Linked DNA regions of Homo sapiens: region 2 is linked to region 1. Evidence: read pairs that join two places in POLR2A ChIA-PET (ENCODE). Cell type or tissue: OCI-LY7. All regions are shown on one strand.

The links. ChIA-PET counts read pairs that join two places held together with the same protein. Peaks named below come from ENCODE experiments on the same cell type or tissue, not always from the same donor. Only the 100,000 strongest peaks of a DNase experiment are listed, where the experiment ranks them.
Region 2: POLR2A ChIA-PET joins it to region 1 with 6 read pairs; 9 of 35 experiments call an interaction of 5 or more read pairs at or near these places.

Annotation. Positions count from the first base shown.
Region 1 is chr15:40,113,792-40,118,791 of GRCh38, reverse strand. No RefSeq gene overlaps it. Among named protein-coding and RNA genes, the nearest start is that of BMF, 7.4 kb to the right of the region's middle. RefSeq lists enhancers at 1,977-2,480, 2,806-2,865. In OCI-LY7, no CTCF peak of the experiment used is centred here; DNase peaks (open chromatin) are centred at 2,831 and 4,361; H3K4me3 peaks cover 2,180 bases; H3K27ac peaks cover 3,484 bases.
Region 2 is chr15:40,182,758-40,187,757 of GRCh38, reverse strand. It overlaps BUB1B (BUB1 mitotic checkpoint serine/threonine kinase B), which reads right to left. Exons shown (of 23, transcript NM_001211.6): 6 at 3,875-4,044; 7 at 2,379-2,593; 8 at 2,116-2,207. The region is part of intron 1 of LOC107984763 (a long non-coding RNA gene); the gene reads left to right. Among named protein-coding and RNA genes, the nearest start is that of BUB1B, 24 kb to the right of the region's middle. In OCI-LY7, no CTCF peak of the experiment used is centred here; no DNase peak of the experiment used is centred here.

The DNA.
Region 1 (5,000 bases):
ACGGGCATGAGCCACTGAGCCTGGCCAACACTGGCTTCTTAACTGAGTCACAGTGTTATCTCACTGTGGTCATAGTATTATTTCGCTGTGTTATCTGTGGCCACCCAATTAAATCCCCGAGGAATCTTGGCTCCTTCAGTGGCCCCTGGGCATGATGAAAGTGGAGGAGGGGTGGGGCAGGCCAGTGGGAAGGCAGGTAGGAGACATGTCTTATACCTCATGGCCTTCCTAAAATTCCTAATGTGGTTTGATGAGGATAGCACATGGTATGTGCCCTAGAAATACTTAATGTAAAGGAAATAGTTTTTTTCAGAGAGGAAGTAATAATTATTTCAGTTAAACCTGTGGGGAATATGTAGAAAGAGGAAAGGACCCCATTGCCAAGGGGAGAACGTGATCAAATGAAACCAGGTCCCCAAAATATAAGACTAAATTATTTTTTAAAAATCGCATTTCAAAGAAAATGACACAAACTTTGTTGTAAGTACCAAAGAAATGGAATACAGAAGCTCTCTGCCGACAGGGAATATTTGAGCAATAAATATTTAAGCAAAAACTTCCTGCAGACAAGGAAACTAGTAAACTCCAAAAATGCTTTGCTGAGGAACTACGTTCCATACTCAAAGCAACATCAAGGTTCTTTTCTCCTCACCTCTGAGAACTTCTCCAAACCATAGTAAGGGTCATAGTCTATGATCTTGTCTCAGTGGTGATATAAACTGGAGAAGTATTTTCTCCCTCAGGTCAATAAGAATCTATGCCAGAAGCTTATACAGGGGTCACTTTTGTATATTTTACACCTTCACTGTGAGAGGGGTCAAGATTGGCAAAAAAAAATTACTCTGAAGCATCTGGGAATTTTTAAAAATTTCCTCCTTTTTTGTATTTTCCTAACTTTCAAGATTGATCTTGATAGTTTTTATTTATTTATTTAGAGACGGAGTCTCGCTCTGTTGCCCAGGCTGGAGTGCTGTGGTGAGATCTTGGCTCACTGCAACCTCCGACTCCGGGGTTCAAGCGATTCTCCTACCTCAGCCTCTTGAGTAGCTGGGATTACAGGCACGTGCCACCACGCCTGGCTAATTTTTGTATTTTTGGTAGAGAGGGGGTTTCACCATGTTGGCCAGGCTGGTCTCGAACTCCTGGCCTCAAGTGATCCACTTGCCTTGGCCTCCCAAAGTGCTGGAGTTACAGGTGTGAGCCACCGCGCCCAGTCAGTTTTATATTTTTTATTTTTATTTTTTATCACAAGTTTGCATAGCCTCAGTTGATACTAAAGATTCCATGAAACCTGGAATAGATCTCATAACCTAGCCTAATTCTGGGGAAGAATTCAGAGTCCTTGGGGTCCCCATTTGTTTCTTTAGGGTTTATTACATCTGGTGCAGCTTTGTGACCTGAAAACCTTTGGAGTGATTCTGAAATGGTCCTATCATTATCCAGGTTCACACTGCAGCTTGACATTTCTTTAAACAGAGTAAACCAGTGTTGGTCATTTAAGGCTGGGCTGGTCCTAAAAGAACAACTTGATATTTATTCAAATCACTGATCCAGGTGCCTTAACCCCTACCAAGGAGTCGGTCAGGTTCAGCATTTGAAGAGCTATCTGAGAGCTGGGAGAAACCCATATTGGTCTCTGGCTTAGGGTTGATCTCTGTGTGAAGAGACAGTGATAACCCCACCTGTAGAGGCATTTAAAATGTCGCTCAGACTCAAGTGAACCCTTTTCAAATGGGGACGATAACATTAAAAGAAGCAGCCTCTCCACACAAGATGACTTCCACTAAAATGTCGAGTATTTTATGAGCCTAAAAGGCTGACTGCTATTGCTGTGACCCAGGGTGGGGCCAGAGAGAGGTGGTGAATGCAGGAAGAAACCACCGTAGGAAGAGAGATGAAGAGATAAAGAAAGAGTGCTACGTGAGGAGGAGGGAGACAGAAGTTGGCAGAGAGGGAAAGAACATCCAGGACAGGCAGAAGAGAAACTACAGGGACAAGGATCTCTCCTCAGTTCCAGAAGATTCCATGGCAATAGAGGGAGGAAAGTGGCTAGGCGTGGTGGCTCACGCCTGTAATCCCAGCACTTTGGGAGGCAGAAGGGGCGGATCACCTGAGGTCAGGAGTTCGAGACCAGCCTGGGTAATATGGCGAAACTCCGTCTCTGCTAAAAATGCAAAAATTAGCCAGGCATGGTGGCTCACACTTGTAATCCCAGCTACTGGGGAGGCTGAGGCGGGAGGATCACTTGAACCCAGGAGGCCGAGGTTGCAGTGAGCCAAGACTGTGCCACCACTGCACTCCAGCCTGGGTAACAAAGTGAGACCCTGTTTCAAGAAAAAAAATAATAATAGAGGGAGGAAAGCAAAGCCCAGTGTAGCATGTCTGCCAGTCGGATGGGCTGAGACCCCCACATCAGAGACATCCTGGCTGTGTTGGCAGGCTCTTGAGGGCCTTCTTCTCGCTGGCCCACGTCATTGAAAGGTAGCGATAAGGTTATGGTACCTGCCTGGGACTCCCCTCCCTTGCTTGTCTCCTGCATCCGAGAGGACTTTTCTCTGAGCCCACAGGATCTCCGAATGGTCCTTAGCTGAGAAGCCCCCTTTAGCCGGACCCCCCTCACCCACCCGGCAGTGATGAGAAAATGGACCTGTACAAATCTCATCTAAGTAGCAGACTGCAGTCCCATGTCCAGTCATCACATTAGCCTAAAGCTACAGGGCCAGGGCAGGGGCTGGAAGACAGGGCAGCCTGTTGAATGTAGTCAAGGATAGAAGTAGGAACCGAAAATGTGCCTTAGAGCTGATGCTGGGCCGCTGGACCGCTTCCTGCGGGTGATGCAATCGCTTCTGCCACAGGTGGTGGTGGCAGTGGGAGTGTTTGCAACTGAGAGAGCTGGAATGTACCTCGCTAGGCTGCCTCAGGCTTGGCCTTCCTGTTCAGGGGGCAGCCGGGGTCAGTGTGTTATTGATGGGGGAAGGGGAGTGAATCCTGTCTGTGGGGAGGGACTGAGTGTGCCTAAAGGCAGTAGAGGTATGGGATGTTAGCACTGGCTTTCATGCCAGGGTGGCTTCAGACTGTGCTTCTGTTGCTGTGGGCCCATACTCGGAGAAGTAAACTTAGTTTTCTTAAGTGTAAAACACGGCTGATGGTAATAGGTCTATCTTGAGGTTGTTAAAGCCTGAATGAGACACTGTTTGACACAACATGTCTGGCACATAGTAAATGCTCAGCAGGTGGGAGTTGTTTTCATTACAGCCCAGGGACCTGGGCAGGATTGCGCTAAGAGGTGGGTGTCAGCCCCAAATTCTCTTTTTTTTTTTTTTTTTTTTTGAGATGGAGTTTTGCTCTTGTTGCCCAGGCTGGAGTGCAATGGCATGATCTCAGCTCACCGCAACCGCCGCCTCCCAGGTTCAAGCGATTCTCCTGCCGCAGCCACCCGAGTTGCTGGGATTATAGGCATGTGCCACCACGCCCAGCTAATTTTGTATTTTTAGTAGAAGATGGGGTTTCTCCATCTCCAGTCAGGCTGGTCTCGAACTCCCGACCTCAGGTAATCCATCCACCTCGGCCTCCCAAAGTGCTGGGATTATAGGCGTGAGCCACCATGCCCGGCCCGTCAGCCCTAAATTCTAATCCCTGCTAAGCCAGACTATTTACCCGAGTTATGCCACCTCTGAATCCATAAGGGCATATAAATGCATGTTGGAAAAGATCACCTGTGGTAGCAGAGCTGGGAGCTGAATCCAGATCTCCTGACATCTAGCCTAGAGCTCTTTCTGTTTTTTTGTTTGTTTGTTTTTGTTTTTTGTTTTTTAAGAGACAGGGTCTCACTCTGTCACTCACCCTGGAGTGCAGTGGTGCAATCGTATCCCCCAACTCCTAGGCTCAAGTGATTCTCCTGTCTCAGCCTCCCAAGTAGCTAGAACCATAGGCGTGCACCACCATGTCTAGCTAATTTTTAAATGTTTTGTAGAGAAAGGGTCTCACTATGTTGCCTAGGCTGGTCTTAAGTGATTCCCCTGGCATCAAATAATCTTCCTGGCTTGGCTTCCCAAAGTGCTGGGATAAATAGACATGAGCTACTGCACCTGGCCACACTAGCCCAGAGCTCTGTCTACTCCACCTGATAACAGGTGGGCTTTGAGAGCAGGGAAATGGGGCTTCAGACATTTCCAGATGCTTCTATGCGAGGAAAGGCAAGACCATTTGGGAGAAGGCTGTTTTTCCTTAGCTTGTTTAGTTCCAGCTCTTCTTGCTATACCCTCCTCTAATCCTCAGTGTCTCTTTGAGCATGTGTATAGGTGTGTATATGCAAGTTCATGTTTGAGAAAAAAGGGTTCTGATGTGTTCAATGATCCCCAAGGGGATTGTGTCTGTACCTCCAGCTGCTGGCGTGGAGCCTAACATATGGCAAGTGCTCAGTAAATGTCTGATAAACTCACACCTGAGGGATTGAACCCCTGTCTCATGAAGCCCCTTCCAGAGAGAGACCCTGTTCCCCTCCAGGACAGTGGGGACTAAGGAGTTGGCTGAAAAACAGCTGATCTAACTCACTTCTCAGCCCAGATCATCTTGAACACCAAGTTCAAAACCTGGGACACTTGAAGCCGGGAAGGGACTGGTCCCCAGCTCTTCTGGGTGGCAGGTTTCCTTGATAGCAATAAATCTGGCCTCAGCTAGAAATTTCTGAGATTTCCCTGCCAATCCCAAAAAGAAGTGTGTACTGTTGTAGTGATGTACATTTGACCAGGAAAAAGGCTGACATCCTGGGAGAAGTAGAGTTAAAGAAAGTGTATTTCTGTTGGATTTCTTCATTCCTTGGCAGGATAAAGCTAACTTCTTTTCCACGGGCTGCACACTGGGTTGAGGAGAGGGGAGCTGAGGATACTGCCCTGAGGGCCTGGCTCATAGTTTTTCCAGTAAATTTGTCTCCAAAGACTTAGTGAGTGACTCATGTGCCAAGCCTGGAGCAGAGCAGTCGGAGGGTATCAAGGAGTAGA
Region 2 (5,000 bases), 69 kb before region 1:
TTTAAATTTTTTGTGGAGACAGGGTCTCCCTGTGTTGCCCAGGCTGGTCTTGAACTCCTGGGCTCAAGCGATCCTTTCACCTCAGCCTCCCAAAGTGCTGAAATTACAGGCATGAGCCACGATGCCAAGCTGATTTTTCTTTATTATTATAATTGATTTATTTTTTAGAGATAGGTTCTTGCCCTGTTGCCCAGGCTGGAGTGCTGTGGCATGATCATAGCTTACTGTAGCTTCAAATTCTTGGGCTCAAGTGATCCTCCTGCTTCAGCCACTCGAGTAGTTAGGACTACAGGCACCCACCACCATACCCAGCTAATTAAAAAAAAATTGTTGACCGGGTGCGGTGGCTCACATCTGTAATCCCAGCACTTTGGGAGGCTGAGGTGGGCGGATCATGAGGTCAGGAGATCGAGACCATCCTGGCTAACACGGTGAAATCCCGTCTCTACTAAAAAATAGAAAAAATTAGCCAGGCGTGGTGGCAGGCGCCTGTAGTCCCAGATACTCAGGAGGCTGAGGCAGGAGAATGGCGTGAACCTGGGAGGTAGAGCTTGCAGTGAGCTGAGATCATGCCACTGCACTCCAGCCTGGGCAACAGAGCAAGACTCCGTCTCAAAAAAAAAAAAATTTGTTTTGTAGGGTCAGGTTTTTGCTATGTTGCCCAGGCTGGTCTCGAACTCCTGGCCTGGAGTGATTCTCCTACCTTGGCCTCCCAAAGTGCTGGGATGGCAAACGTGGGCTGCCATGCCCGTTGAACCAGGAGGTCGAGGTTGCGGTGAGCTGAGATGGTGCCACTGCACTTCAGCCTGCTGGGCAACAGAGCAAGACTCTGTTTAAAAAGAAAAAAAAAAAAAGAAAAAAAATAGCCTTCCCCTTGTCCTGAGCACTTAGGCAGAATTTTTGCTCAAAATCTTAATTATTATTTTTGCATTCCTAGCATGTAGTGGGAGTTATAAATTAGTTATGAGGTAACTCTTGCACTGGGACAGAATTCAACCTAGTATTAGGACTAGGGCTGGGCGCAGTGGCTCACGCCTGTAATTCCAGCACTTTGGGAGGCCAAGGCGGGCGGATCACTAGGTCAGGAGATCGAGACCATCCTGGCTAACACGGTGAAACCCCGTGTCCACTAAAAAAAAAAAAAAATTAGCTGGGCGTGGTGGCAGATGCCTGTAGTTCCAGCTACTTGGGAGGCTAAGGCAGGAGAATGGCGTGAACCTGGGAGGCAGAGCTTCCAGTGAGCCCAGATCGCACCACTGCACTCCACACTCCAGCCTGGGCGACACAGCGAGACTCCATCTCAAAAAAAAAAAAAAAAAAAAAAAAAGAACTAGGCAATGTTAAGCATTAGACTAAATCTCAGGCTGGCTTGTTTATTTAACCACCAGCTACTATACTTTTTCTTAAAAACAGAAATGCTAAGGATTAGGAAGAAAGAGGAAAAATATGTCCAGAAGGAAAAAGCAGGATAAGAGGGAAAACTATCATAATTTCTCATTACTATCAATGACAAAATGAGAACGTCTCATTTAAATCACATTATCTTTTCCCTACATCCCCATTATCCCATCAGACAAATCTTCTAACTCTACTGCTGAAGCCTCTCCCATCCAAGCTCCCTTCTCCTTTCATTACCACTACCCTGCCCAAATACCGCCCCTTAATATCCTTGCCTGAACTATTCCAATAGCTTATTTATGTATGTTCAATCCATCTTCCAGAATAGCCACCATTGATTTTCCTAAAGCAATGTTCAGTAATGAAAATATAAACCTAATTAATGTTTATTCCTTAATAAAATATTAACAAATGGTCTTTTAACCCTAACATACTCAAAGGAATACAAACATAAAGGATATACAAAATTTTGTCTGGTTACTTTTTTTTTTAATAAATAGAGACAGGGTCTCACTAGGCTGCCCAGGCTGGTCTTGAACACCTAGGCTCAAGGGATCCTCCTGCCTCAGCCTGTGCTGGGATTACAGGTGTGAGCTACTGCGCCTGGCCTGGTTACTTTCATCTTCATAAAGAAGAAACTGCCTTTGGGAAGTAGAATAGGTGCCTCTGCCCACCCTTAATAATTCCCACTTCAAAATATCCAAAAACCACACTCACATAACTGGCTGTCGTGCAGTCTCTTCCACATATGGAGTGAAACTGGGAAGCACAGCGGGTACAGCTATCAGTGAAGCTGTATTGCCACGAGGCTGGAGATGAAGAAGAAAACTAAAATTACCATAGTTTTATGTTCTCAGACAGCATATATAGACCATGGCTAAATATTCAAGAGGAATTAAAAGAGATGGTAAAAATACTTCTCTACCCTAAATGTGAAGTCTTTGTTGTGTCAGCAAAGCACTGGATCTAAGAGTCCTTACCCTGTGTTCCAAGGACCTGCCTGTGTTCCAAGGGCCTGCTTGCAGCTCATTCTCTTTGGCCCTGGGCATGGGGGGTGCTATCCATGGCTGGACTGTAGGCTTAGACAACTCTGCTGTAGAAGCCTCATCAGCATTTTCATCAAAAACAGTAATTCTACTATTATTTTGCATCTGTTGAGGAAATGGATTTTGGAGTCCTCTGTTCTGGCTTGGAGCTAGGAGCAAAAATATTAAAACCTCATGTAAAATGTTTCATTATTAACTTAGATGCCAGATAAAGTATACCTATTCTTCCTCAACTCAAGGACAGTATTTCCACTACAACAGAAAAAAAAAAAGAAATTTTAAAAATAATCTTTAAAAAAATTAATAAATCAAAAATAGAATCGTTTTATCCATTCTTTGTTACTTATATTCTGCCTTCTTTTCCCTCCTCCAGTCACCCCACATCTTTTATTCACAAATTTCCAAAAAAGACATTCTGCATCTTCCTTCAGTCATCATTATAACATTATCTAGTTTTATCAGAAACTAACCTAAGTTTTATTCTTCAGTTTTAAATTTTCTCTCAATGGAAATCAGCAGAGATATACTGGAACTAGAGAATACAAAATTAACCCATTTATTAGGGGTTTTCTCTGTTGTGGGGCTGGTTATTAACCAAGCTTCATCATGATCTGGATGAAATAGCCTTTGGGACCATACACTCCCTATATCCTAATTCTAGAACCACCAAGTAACATTCTGATTATTGATAAATTGATACCAGGAAAGAAATAAGAGATTAAAAAAACAGCCTGGTTTACATGTCTAACTGCTATAAATTTAGTAAATAAAAGCTTATTATTCTCTGTACCTTCTGCTCAATTTTGCTATGAACCTAAAACTACTCTAAAAAATAGTCAGTGTTGTCCAGATGCAGTGGCTCACACCTATAATCCTAGCTACTTGGGAGGCTGAGGCAAAAGAACTGCTTGAGCCTAGGAGTTTGAAGCTGCGGTGAGCTATGATTGCACTACCACGTTTCAGGCAACAGAGCGAGAACCTATCTCTCAAAAAAAAAAAAAGTCCATGTTAATTAAAAAAAATTATTGCTGATCTTTGGGTATATAGAGAGTCTAATTTCTGGTCCCAAAGGGCTCTGAAGGCAGGGTTCTTAACCATATTAGTATCATTCTCTGAGGCTTTGGTATATGTAAGCTTCACTTTAACAACACCTGCTATGTTACTACATATCTTCTTTCAACTAACAATTCAAACTCAGAAAATCTTGATGCTTCCTAAATGTTAGGTCTTTCTTAATTAAGACACAAAATTACTGATGCATTTTGATTTTACTGCACACTGTAATATTAGCTCTCCTTTGACTTCCTTCTTTTTGCTACTCAGTATTCAGCAAACTAGAAGTGTCCACAGGTATATTTATGTATTATCTTCTTACATGATTTTACCACTAGAAACTAACAGTTTTCCGAAATAACGTTTAACAAACTTACCCTTGAGAGCACCTCCTACACGGATGATTGGAGCTCTTGCTGTCTTTTTCCCTTTGCTCTTTAGTTCAGCTAGTGTGCTTCGTTGTGGTACAGAAGACTCAAAAACTTCCTCCTCTTCTTCTTTCTCAAGTGCCAACAGAGTTTGCCGAGACACTCGAGCTTGGAATTGTCTAAAGTAGCAGAATGCACAACTTTTAGTGAGGTGACCACTATTTTACCAGACTCAAAATTTCCAATTTGTTAAAGTAAACAAATTAGAAGAGCAGGCTGGGGGAAGAATGCAGAAATATCCCAAAGAACATGTTTATTCTCTCAGAAGTAAAGAGAGTCACCTTAAGATCATGAAAAGTTTTGGCTAGAATTATTTAACTCTCCCTTTAAATGCCCAAGTTTGACCAATTTAAATTATTCTGAAAATCACCATTAAGTTGATCTGAGGATCAGGTTAGGGTTATTAAGACTAAGATCACAGAGTTTATTAAGATTAGAGTTTTCCCACTAACTTTTTATTAGAAAACTTGACCCACCAATTGTTAACACTGTGCCACATCTATTTTATCACTGTGTCTCTTTTTCTATACACATGCATGCGCGCACGTGCACGCACACACATATACGGTTTCTCCTGACCTATATGAAATGAAGTTGCATATGACATGACATTGTACTTTAGCAAAGCTGGCAGAAGTTTGAAAAGTAAACTTCCTATGCTGCTGCCACAGTTTTAAGTATTATCAGAAGAGATTCTCCATTCCTACCACTGCTTCATTTAACTAGCCTTAAAAAGTATTATCATAAGGGTAAAAAAAACCCCAAAAAACCCAGAATAAATTGCAGGTGTTGGCCAAGATGGAGTATGCCCACTGTACCTTTTCTCTTTCTCTCACTGATAGGAATTAAAAACTATAGACCATATACAAAAAAAGCAACTAACTGAGGGCTCTGAAAAGTCAACAAAAGCAAGCAGACTGTGGAGAGGGGTCAAAACTTGAAGAAACAACCCACGCAGGATTGTTTCCTGTTTTTTTATTCTTCTATTTTCTCTTGTGGTTTTGAACTGTTGCAGTGGTGGTATGTGAATGTAAAACTCAGAGAAACCCCATCTTTCTGGCCTGAGGACTGGGAA